Regions from separate parts of the Homo sapiens genome. Here region 2 is linked to region 1. Evidence: read pairs that join two places in POLR2A ChIA-PET (ENCODE). Cell type or tissue: A673. All regions are shown on one strand. Links, peaks and the distances in the headings refer to the core of each region. The heading gives the core; the rest is flanking DNA. Region 1 has its middle 21 kb from the start of NUP160. Region 2 overlaps MTCH2 (mitochondrial carrier 2).

Region 1 (5,378 bases), core at 223-5,222:
TACCCCACTGCACTCCAGCCTGAGCACAGAATGACTCTGTCTCAAAAAAAAAAAAAAAAAATTCAGAGGTCTATTAGTAAGGTGCATGTGCAGGTATCAAAGACCCAATAGAGTGGTTTAAACAAAACAAGTCTGTCCCCCTCCACGGTGAAGCAGCTCATTCCTCAATGCCATCAGAGGCCCAGCTCTTCTGTCTTGTAGCTCCCCCACCCCTAAGGCATGGCCCTCACCACATGGTTCTTATGGTGGAATCAGTGCATCTCACTTGTTGGGATGTACCCAAGTTTACTTTATCCCCGTGAAAAGAACTGCAAATGTCCCCAACTCCATGACTTAAGACCAGTTATAGAAGCTCAAAAATTAGATGTTCCAACATATTTCAAAATCTTAAACCCAAAAGCAGTTGGGACACCCAGCCCCTCAAATGGAGTCTGGCACAGTGACAGTATAGAATCATAGTTAAGGATGCAAATTCTGGGCAGGTGCAGTGACTCACACCTGTAATCCTAGCACTTTGGGAGGTGGAGGCAAACAGATCACTTGAGGTGGTCAGGAGTTTGAGACCAGCCTGGCCAACATGGTGAAACCCCGTCTCTACTAAAAATACAAAATTAGCCCGGGGTGGTTGTGGGCACCTGTAATCCCAGCTATTCGGGAGGCTGAGGCACGAGAATCACTTGAACCTGGGAGGCAGAAGTTGCAGTGAACCAAGATCACACCACTGCCCTCCAGCCTGGGCAAAAATAGGGAAACTCTGTCTCAAAAAAAAAAAGTGGGGGGTTGTGATGGATGTGTGCACCTAGCACAGAGCTGGGCACAGTGCAGGGATTCAATGAATGGTAGATCTGGTACTCCTTACCCCACTTGCCCAAAGAATTTGAAGGGGGCAGTAAATATTCAAGATTGGGGTAATTTTGACCTAGTGTATGACAGTGAGACGTATAAGTATAGACACACTGAAAACGGCAAAGCCAGGCCGGGCTCGGTGCCTTACTCCTGTAATCCCAGCACTTTGGGAGGCTGAGGCAGGCAGATTGCTTGAGCCCAGGAGTTTAACAAAACCATCCTATGCAATAAGGTGAAACCTTGTCTCTTGTATCTACAAAAAAAAATACAAAAGTTAGCCAGGCATGGTGGCACATGCCTATAGTCCAGGTACTCGGGAGGCTGAGGTGGGAGAATGTATTGAGCCCGGGAGGTTGAGGCTGCAGTGAGCCATGATGATGTCAGTGAACTCCAGCCTGGGTGACAGAATGAGACTCTGTCAAGAAAGAAAAGAAAGAAAGAAAGAGAGAGAGAGAAAGGAAGGAAGGAAGGAAGAAAGGAAGGGAGAAAGAGAGAAAGAATGAGAGAAAGAGAGAAGGAGAGAGAGAGAAGGAAGGAAGGAAGGAAAGAAAGAGAGAGACAGACAGAGAAGGGGAGGGGAGGGGAGGGGAGAACAGAAGGAAATGGCCAAGCCTATATGTAGCTACCTTATGTGACTACCTTAAAGGAGATTGTTGTGAGGATAAAATTAAATGAGTTAATGTGTGTTAATGTTTAGCACCATGCCTGCCTCATAGCAAATACTATGTAAGTATGAGCGATTATAATTATTATGGTCATCATATCTACAAGAGATTGATATTATTTACTTGTCCTTGGCATAGCCTGTGGGCATTTGTTACTTGCTGGTATTTAAATGTAAAATATCATAAATGTGACATTGTCTGTCTCTCCTAATAGAGTTTCCATGTATGAGGTAATTGGAATTTTACTACCCCCATTTGTGGCAGTTGAGTGAAACTGGCAATTGCTAACATCGTAAAAGGGACACAAACTGCCACCCAGCTGTGCTAGAAAACAAGGTCAAATTTTTTTAGAGTTCCTGACTGTCCAGGATTTTTCTTAAAGCTATTCTGTAGAATTTTCAGTACAAAAATAGGTGTGAACTGTATTCACTTTGTAAAGGAATGAGTTGGCCACTGTAGGACCAAGACTGGTATTGTTCAGTGAACCAAATTCCTGTTCACTGATGTTTTGGGTTGGGCTGACCTTATGAACTGGATTTCTTTTCAAATGGGTGTATTTTTCCTTATTGCAAATTTCCTTCAATTCATCAGCAGAGATTCTAGCCACTCTGTTGGGAGCTTGTGACCCTGGTTTGGATGGCTTATGAACTTGTCTTTCAACAAATGCTTATTTTTTTTTTGTAGTTTCTGCTTGGCACTGCCCACTTTCCCTCTGGGACACCATCTTAGGCTTCTGTCACCACCCTCTGCTTTTGTCCCCTATGAATCACTTCCTTTGGGTCACTTGAGACTTTTCTCCTGTAGAAGAATCTAATCTGCACTAACAACCAAGTTGAAAAAGACCTTCCTAGAGTACTGCTTTACCATTCATTCAATGGTTCCTGGGCTCCATGACTTGAATGCAATTCACACACCCGCTGCTTTATTTATCTATATTATAAGGATTGACATGGCGCTTAAAAGGGCATTGCATTTTCTAATATAATCTTCACTGTACTGTGGGTAATCTGTGGCAAGCCTAGGTTTTATCAATGGAGCTATCTGCTGCCTTAAAGAACTCACTTTTCTCTGGATTTTCTTATCTACAAATGTCTATTTTACTTATTTATCTATACCCTATCTTCTTACAAGAATAATCTAAAGGCCACTTATACAAACACTATAGCAAGATAAAATAAATTTGAAACAGAAACCACATAGCAAAGGGAAAGTAAAGGTATAGAGGTAAGATGCAAGTCATGAAGTTTTTGCTATAGATGGCATAAAAGTTGACTCGGAAACTCCTGGTAAGGCCAGGTGCAATGGCTCATGCCTGTAATCCCAGCACTTCGGGAGGCCGAGGCAGGTGGATCACTTGAGGTCAGGAGTTTGAGACCAACCTGGCCAACACGGTGAAACCCCATCTCTACCAGAAAATATAAAAATTAGCTGGGCATGGTGATGCATGCCTGTAATCTCAGCTACTAGGGAGGCTGAGGCAGGAGAACCGCTTAAACTGGGGAGACGGAAGTTGCAGTGAGCTGAGATTGCACCACTGCACTCCAGCCTGGGTGACAGGGCGAGACTCCATCTCAAAAAAGTATAAGAAGAAGAAAAGAAACTCCTGGTAATCAACACAAAGGGAGAAATCAGATGAGGTACAAAATGCATAGTCTCTAAAGGATAAACATATCAGTTGCATAGGTGTAGCACAATTCTTCTAGAGCTATAATCTTTCCCATGAGTCCTCCCAAAGGAATTTCCCTAATACCTTTTTTTCTCTTTTTTTTTTGAGACGGAGTTTCCCTCTTGTTGCCCAGGCTGGAGTGCATAGGCGTGATCTCAACTCACCGCAACCTCTGCCTGCCAGGTTCAAGCGATTCTCCTGCCTCAGCCTCCTGAGTAGCTGGGATTATAGGTATGTGCCACCACACCCAGCTAATTTTGTATTTTTATAGAGATGGGGTTTCTCCATGTTGGTCAGGCTGGTCTCAAACTCCCGACCTCAGGTGATCCACCTGCCTCGGCCTCCCAAAATACTGTGATTACAGGCTTTAGCCACTGCACCCCAGCTTTTTTTTTTTTTTTTTTTTTTTTTTTTTTTTTGAGAAAGGGTCTGGCTCTATCATCCAGGCTGGAGTGCAGTGACTCAATCTCGGCTCATTGCAACCTCTGCCTCCTGGGCTTCCATCCTCCCACCTCAGCCTCCCAAGTAGCTGGGACTACAGGACCACCACACCTGGCTAATTTTTCTATCTTTTGTAGAGAACGGGGTCTTGCCATGTTGTCCAGGCTGATCTCAAAGGGATTATAGTCATGAGCCATGGTGCCCGGTCAATAACATCTTTCTCAAAGCACAGTGATGAATTTCATGGACCTTCCTTATAATACCAAGGCACAAGTTAGCAGAAGCATTTCTGCCAGAGGCTGGAAAAAGTGACTAATCTCCTCTGACACTACCAGGGAATAAAGGATGAATAGAATGATTTCCGAGGAAATGCTATGGGGGCCTTAGAGAAGAGGAATGAGAAAAGTGTGTGGTGACAGCTATCCAAACTTTTGAGGTCCTATAAAATGCCAAACACCATTCAGGATTTGATCAAATCTATTATTTGAAGCTATGGTGACCAAAGAACCTATCTGTTTAACTCAATTATCTGAATTCCCCAGCCATTCCCTAACCCTTGTCCTTGTTTGACCTTTTTGTCCCCACAAAGAAGAATGGGGGCTGGGTGCAGTGGCTCACACCTGTAATCCCAGCACTTTGGGAGGCCGAGGCAGGTGAATCACTTGAGCTCAGGGGTTCGAGACCAGCCTGGGCAACATGGCGAAACCCCATCTCTACAAAAAATATGAAAATTAGCCAGGTGTGGTGGTGCATGCCTGTAGCCCCAGCTACTCAGGAGACTGAGGTAGAAGGATGGCTTGAGCCTGAGAGGCATAGGTTGCAGTGAGCTGAGATTGCACCACCACACTTCAGCCTGGGCAACAGAGCAAGACCCTGCCTCAAAAAAAAAAAAAAGAGGGCAGGGCACGGTGGCTCATGCTGTAATCCCCCCAATACTTTGAGAGGTCAAGGTGGGCGGATCACAAGATCAAGAGATCAAGACCATCCTGGCCAACATGGCGAAACCCCATCTCTACTAACAATACAAAAATTAGCTGGGCATGGTGGCATATGCCTGTAGTCCCAGCTATTCAGGAGGCTGAGGCAGGAGAATCACTTGAAGCTGGGAGGTGGAGGTTGCATTGAGCCGAGATTGCACCACTGCACTCCAGCCTGGCAACAGAGCGAGACTCCGTCTCAAAAAAAAGAAGAAGAATTTGGAAGGAGGAAGACAGTCTTGGGAAAGGCTGAGAGACAGTCCCAGGAGGGCATGTAAAAGAGGGTTGAATAGGATGTGAACGAGCACTCAAAGAAGGCCTCATTTAAATGGAGCCAGATGAACTTCTGTAGGTTCTTTGACCCCATACTGACTTTAGCTTTTTTTTTTTTTTTTTTTGACGCAGTCTTGCTCTATAGCCCAGGTTGAAGTGGCACAATCTCGGCTCACTGCAACCTCTGCCTCCCAGGTTCAGGCGATTCTCCTGCCTCAAGCTCCCAAGTAGCTAGGATTACAGTTGCACGCCACCACATTCAGCTAATTTCTGTATTTGTAGTAGAGACGGGGTTTCACCATGCTGGCCAGGCTGGTCTTGAACTCATGGCCTCAAGTGGAATATTCTGTGAGTTTTGACATGTATCTACCATCATAGCATCATACAGAGTAGTTTCACTCTAAAAAATTCTGTGTTCTGTTTCACTCTCGAAAATTCTCTCTCCAACCTACCCCTGCGTGCTTTTAGCTTTTAAGAAAATTCTGGGCTGAGCGCAGTGGCTCACGCCTG
Region 2 (5,378 bases), core at 202-5,201, 250 kb after region 1:
TTTCACTATGTTAGTCAGGCTGGTCTCGAACTCCTGACCTCAGGTGATCTGCCTGCCTCAGCCTCCCAAAGTGCTGAGATTACAGGCGTGAGCCACCATGTCTGCCCAATTTTTTGTATTTTTTGTAGCAACGGGGTTTTGCCATGTTGTGCAGGCTGGTCTCAAATTCCTGAGCTCAAGTGATCCTCCTGCCTTGGTCTCTCAAAGTGCTAGGATTACCGGTGTGAACCATCACACCCGGCCTTTAATTTTTTAATTTCTTGTAGAGATGGGGTCTTACTATGTTGTCCAGGTTGTTATTACTTTGATTATAAGATTTTATAAGTAGTCCTTAGAAACATGATTTCATTTCATTAAGAAATAAATAGGCCGGGTATGGTGGATCACACCCGTAATCCCTGCACTTTTGGGAGGCCAAGATAGGCGGATCACTTGAGGTCAGGAGTTTGAGACCAGCCTGGCCAATATGGTGAAACCCCACCTCCACTAAAAGTACAAAAATTAGCCAGGCACGGTGGCGCGTTCCTTTCCCAGCTACTTAGGAGGCTGAGGCAGGAGAATCGCTTGAACCTGGGAGGCAGAGGTTGCAGTGAGCCGAGATTGCACCACTGCACTACAGCCTGGGCAACAGAGCGAGACTCCATCTCAAAAAAGAAAAACAAAGAAATAAATGAAAGCTAGCACTTACTGAATGTTAGGCACTGTTCTACATGACTCATTTGCTAAGCCAGCTGGAAAGTGGCAAAGCCAGAATCCAACCTGGGCGTTCTGTCTGCCCAGAGTAAGAACTTAATAAGGAGAAATTGTAGTTAGTTCATAGTAGCTCAGCCTTTCAGAGAATACTAATCCTTGTTCTGTAGTGATAGTCCCAGTTTTGTCCTAGATTTAGTCACGTCTCCCAATTGGACCTCTCTGCTGATTTGGATTGGCTGATCTCATCTCGCTAGATATTATTTGTGTTTTGTTTTGTTTTGTTTTCCAGGGGAATATGAGCCGAGGAAATAGCTTATTTTTCCGGAAGGTCCCCTTTGGGAAGACTTATTGTTGTGACCTGAAAATGTTAATTTGAAGATGTGGGGCAGGGACAGTGACATTTCTGTAGTCCCAGATGCACAGAATTATGGGAGAGAATGTTGATTTCTATACAGTGTGGCGCGCTTTTTTAATAATCATTTAATCTTGGGAAAATTCAGGTGTTTGGTGTCTGCCTTTTTTGTTCTTTTTTCCAGCACAACATAACTTACCACTGATACTCCCCCTTTAGTTATTCTGAATTAGGATATTTTTGCTCCAAATTCTTATTTTACTTAACCAGAAGGGAAAAAAAGTTGTATTTTCCTGAAGCTACAGGCACTTTGTCATGTGATTTTTGAGTCTCAATTTAAGGCTTTGTAAAATGAAGAGTAGAATTCCAAGAAAAATGAGAAATAATTTTGTAAAACTTAACAAAATCACTAAATTAAACTATATGGGAGGTTATGAATTACTTTTTCTTGGGTAGACCCTAAAATGTCAGTAGCATGCACCAGAATCTGACTCCCATTATGCTTCTAAGCACATTTCATTGACCTTGTCTCTCATACTTCAAGAAAAGGACAGTACATTGCTACATTACCCTAGAAAGTCTGTGTGAGGATCTGCCCCTTCAGTCTGTTATTGCAAAGTAATAAAATGTCACCTACAGGGAGCCTCTGAGCCTACTCTAGTTCAAGAGGCTACCTGAAAAAAAATAAATAAGATAAAGGGTCAGCAACAACAAAGAAAAAGACAATTACAGAAAATAAGCAAGATTTGGAAAGGAAGTATAATGGCACTTTTTTCCTCAAAGGAAGTTCTTGTTTTCACATAAAATATGAAAAGCAGATCCTGCAGGAGTAACCCCCTTCTTTAAGAGCCAAGTATTTGCCAGTGCTTAAATTACACCATACAGTTCTAATTATATATAATCTTTTGTTCTTCAGTTTTTTGTTTTGTTTCCTTTTTGTTATTGTTGCCGAAGGTGAGTAGTTTTGCATTTCTGATGACAGCCTTGGAAAGTATATTTGTAACTCCATGTCTGGTAATGCCAACCCAAGTCGACATGGGTCTTAGGACACTGACCACCTCACATGCCATACCCTCAGTTAAGCATGTTAACATTTATAGGAGGAAAAAAATCACTTTGGGAGAAAATAAAATTCAACTCAAGCATAAAGCTTCTGTTTACTCAGGCCTTCTAAAAAGCAGGTTAAAATGCTCTAAAATGAGAAAGCCTGTGGTTTCACTTATTTATATAACTCACTGGGACATTGCCAAATGAGTAAGCACTTAATTCGCTGCTTCTGAGACTTCTCTGTCAAAACAGCCCCACTGATAATATTAGACAGAACGAGAATGCAGGGGTCTCTTCCCTCCCCTGGGGTTTAGGAAGCTCATGAGGAGCTCGGCTTAAAATGTCTTTGATGTCTCTTCCTTTGTCTCAAAAAGTAATGTCAATTTTATATACTATTTCAATATTACTATCTGCATTTGTTTTAATATAAAAATGTTTGCTGCCTACCTTTTTCTCCCAAAAAATCTTTAAGTAAAGATGATCTGGGAAAATGTGCCATGTTTATCCTGTGGCTTCTGTGAACTTTCATGCTTGCCTATTCCTAGTTGAGAAGCATGTCTGACTCTGATAACCAGTCTACCACCAGAGGACGCCAAGGCTTCAGTTTTTCCTGTGCAAGTTGGGTGGCTGAGAAATTTCTCCAAGGCCTAGGATTGCTCAAAATACTAGTCCAGCTGTTTCAGTCTTGCTGCATCCAAGCTAGAGGTCTAGTCAGAGTCCTATACCTATGATCCTCCATAATATCTTACTATAAGCTACTAACATAAAAGTCTAAAGATATTCAGGGGCTAGGAAATGCAGGTAGGTGCCATTAAGAAACACATGCGACCGGGCGCAATGGCTCATGCCTGCAATCACAGCACTTTGGGAGGCCGAGGCAGGTGGTTCACCTGAGGTCGAGAATTCGAGACCATCCTGACCAACATGAAGAAACCCTGTCTCTACTAAAAATAACAAAATTAGCCGGGCATGGTGGCACATGCCTGTAATCCCAGCTATGCGGGAGGCTGAGGCAGGAGAATCTCTTGAAACCCAGGAGGTGGAGGTTGCAATGAACTGAGATCACGCCATTGCACTCCAGCCTGGGCAACAAGAGTGAAACTCCCATCTCTTAAAAAAAAAAAAAAGAAAAAAAAAGAAACACATGCAAGAAATAATGAACTCAGTAAGTAATATGAACTTAGGCTGGTTGTGGTGGCCCATACCTGTAATCCTAACACTTTGGGAGGCTGAGGCAGGTGGATCACTTGAGGCCAAGAGTTGGAGACCAGCCTGGCCAATATATCTACTAAAAATACAAAAAAATTAGTCGGGCATGGTGGCACGCACCTGTAGTTCAGGAGGCTGAGGCAGGAGAATCGCTTGAACCTGGGAGCTGGAGGTTGCAGTGACCCAAGATTGTGCCACTGGGTGACAGAGTGAGACTCTGTCTCTTAAAAAAAAGAAAAAGAAAAGTAGGGGTTCTCTAGTAAGCCACTTGTGAAACTGGTTTTCCTTTGTGGTACCAAGCTAAGTTGCCACAAACTGTTCCTCTAGAGTATGTGGTGACCATTGAAACCTTGACTTAAGAAGAGTGTGGGGTGGGCTGGGGGCAGTGGATCACTTGAGTCCAGGAGCTCAAGACCAGCCCGGGCAACATGGTAAAACCCTGTCTCTATTTTTTAAAGAAATAAAGGGAGGAAAATTAGCTGGGCGTGGTGGCACATGCCTGTAATCCCAGCTACTTGGGAGGCTGAGGCATGAGAATCGCTTGAACCCAGGAAGCGGAGGTTGCGGTAAGCTGAGATCGTGCCATTGCACTCCAGCCTAGGCAACAAGAGTGAAACTGCATCTTAAAAATAAAGAAGGTATGGGTTTCCTGGAACTTTGGGGGATCATTATAAAAATACTAGGGTAAAAAAGCAACCTTAGTAATCCCAGCAATTTGGGAGGCCGAGGCGGGTGGATCATGAGGTCAGGAATTTGAGACCAGCCTGACCAACATGGTGAAACCCTGTCTCTACTAATACAAAAATTAGGCGTGGTGGCGGGCACCTGTAATCCCAGCTACTCAGGAGGCTGAGGCAGGAGAATCGCTTGAAATCGGAAGGTGGAGGTTGCAGTGAGCTGAGATTGCCCCACTGCACTCCCGCCTGGTCAACAAGAGTGAAACTCTGTCTCAAAAAAAAAAAAAAGCAACCTTAGGATGAAAGAAACATTCAACATAAGCCCTATATTCCATCATCTCTGTTACCTCAGCATACCTTGACTTAACTATAATTTCCTATTCTAGAAATGTCCTCCCCCTCTTGCCAGTGACATGTTTCTGTACTGTCAGATTCAGTTCTAGTGCCATCTCTTTGTGAAGTCACTGAGAGTCCCAACTGGGTGAGAGGGCTGTGCCTTCAAACTCTCCCTCCTTCAGAGCATGTAATGATAGTACAAACTAACTGACAAAAACTACATCCAACACCAAGTTCATGTTTTATACAGCAGGAGCATTACTTCTCTCTGATTTGAAAATCTGTGGGGGAAAAATATATATTTAGTCCTTTAAAACAGGCCAACTAAAACAGCCTGCTTGGATAATATAGTGAGACCTTTTCTCAACACAAAAATTTAAAAATTAGCCAGGCTTGGTGGTGTGCACCTGTAGTGCCAGCTACACAGGAGGCTGAAGTGGGACGACTGGTTGAGTCCTGGGAGGTTGAGGCTGTACTGACCTATGGTCGCACCACTGCACTCCAGCCTAGGTGTCAACTGAGAGCCAAAAAAAAAAAAAAAAAAAAAAAAAAAAAAGCCTCACTGGGCTTTATAGAAAAGCTAGTGGGGTCGTGGCTGGTCTAAGTGCAGCAGTATTGCAACTAGTTGATCACAACCAGTTAACAGATTTTTTTTTCCTTCTCCCTTTCCACTGCTTCACTTAGCCTTTAAAATGTATATTAAAATAAAAGACTGGGTGCGGTGGCTCACGCCTGTAATCCCAGAACTTTGGGAGGCCGAGGTGGGCAGATCACTTGAGGCCAGGAGTTCGAGACCAGCCTGGCTAACATGGTGAAACCCCATCTCTACTAAAATTACAAAAATTAGGTATGGAGGCGCATGCCTATAATTCCAGCTACTTAGGAGACTGAAGCAGGAGAATCGCTGAAACCCAGGAGGTGGAGGTTGCAGTGAGCCAAGGTTGCGCCAACGTACTCCGGCCTGGGCAACAGAGCAAGACTGTCTCAAAGAAAAAAAAGAGGCTGAGGCAGGAGAATTGCCTCAACGTGGGAGGCGGAGGTTGCAGTGGGCAAAAATGGTGCCA

Evidence for each region. ChIA-PET counts read pairs that join two places held together with the same protein. Peaks named below come from ENCODE experiments on the same cell type or tissue, not always from the same donor. Only the 100,000 strongest peaks of a DNase experiment are listed, where the experiment ranks them.
Region 2: POLR2A ChIA-PET joins it to region 1 with 23 read pairs; 5 of 35 experiments call an interaction of 5 or more read pairs at or near these places.

Annotation. Positions count from the first base shown.
Region 1 is chr11:47,866,568-47,871,945 of GRCh38, reverse strand. No RefSeq gene overlaps it. Among named protein-coding and RNA genes, the nearest start is that of NUP160, 21 kb to the right of the region's middle. In A673, for the core only: no CTCF peak of the experiment used is centred there; DNase peaks (open chromatin) are centred at 2,265 and 4,870.
Region 2 is chr11:47,614,524-47,619,901 of GRCh38, reverse strand. MTCH2 (mitochondrial carrier 2) reads left to right here. Exons shown (of 13, transcript NM_014342.4): 13 at 983-2,585. The coding sequence ends at 1,069. Among named protein-coding and RNA genes, the nearest start is that of C1QTNF4, 23 kb to the right of the region's middle. RefSeq lists a silencer at 2,290-2,349. In A673, for the core only: a CTCF peak has its summit at 2,678 (motif pointing right); a DNase peak (open chromatin) is centred at 2,701.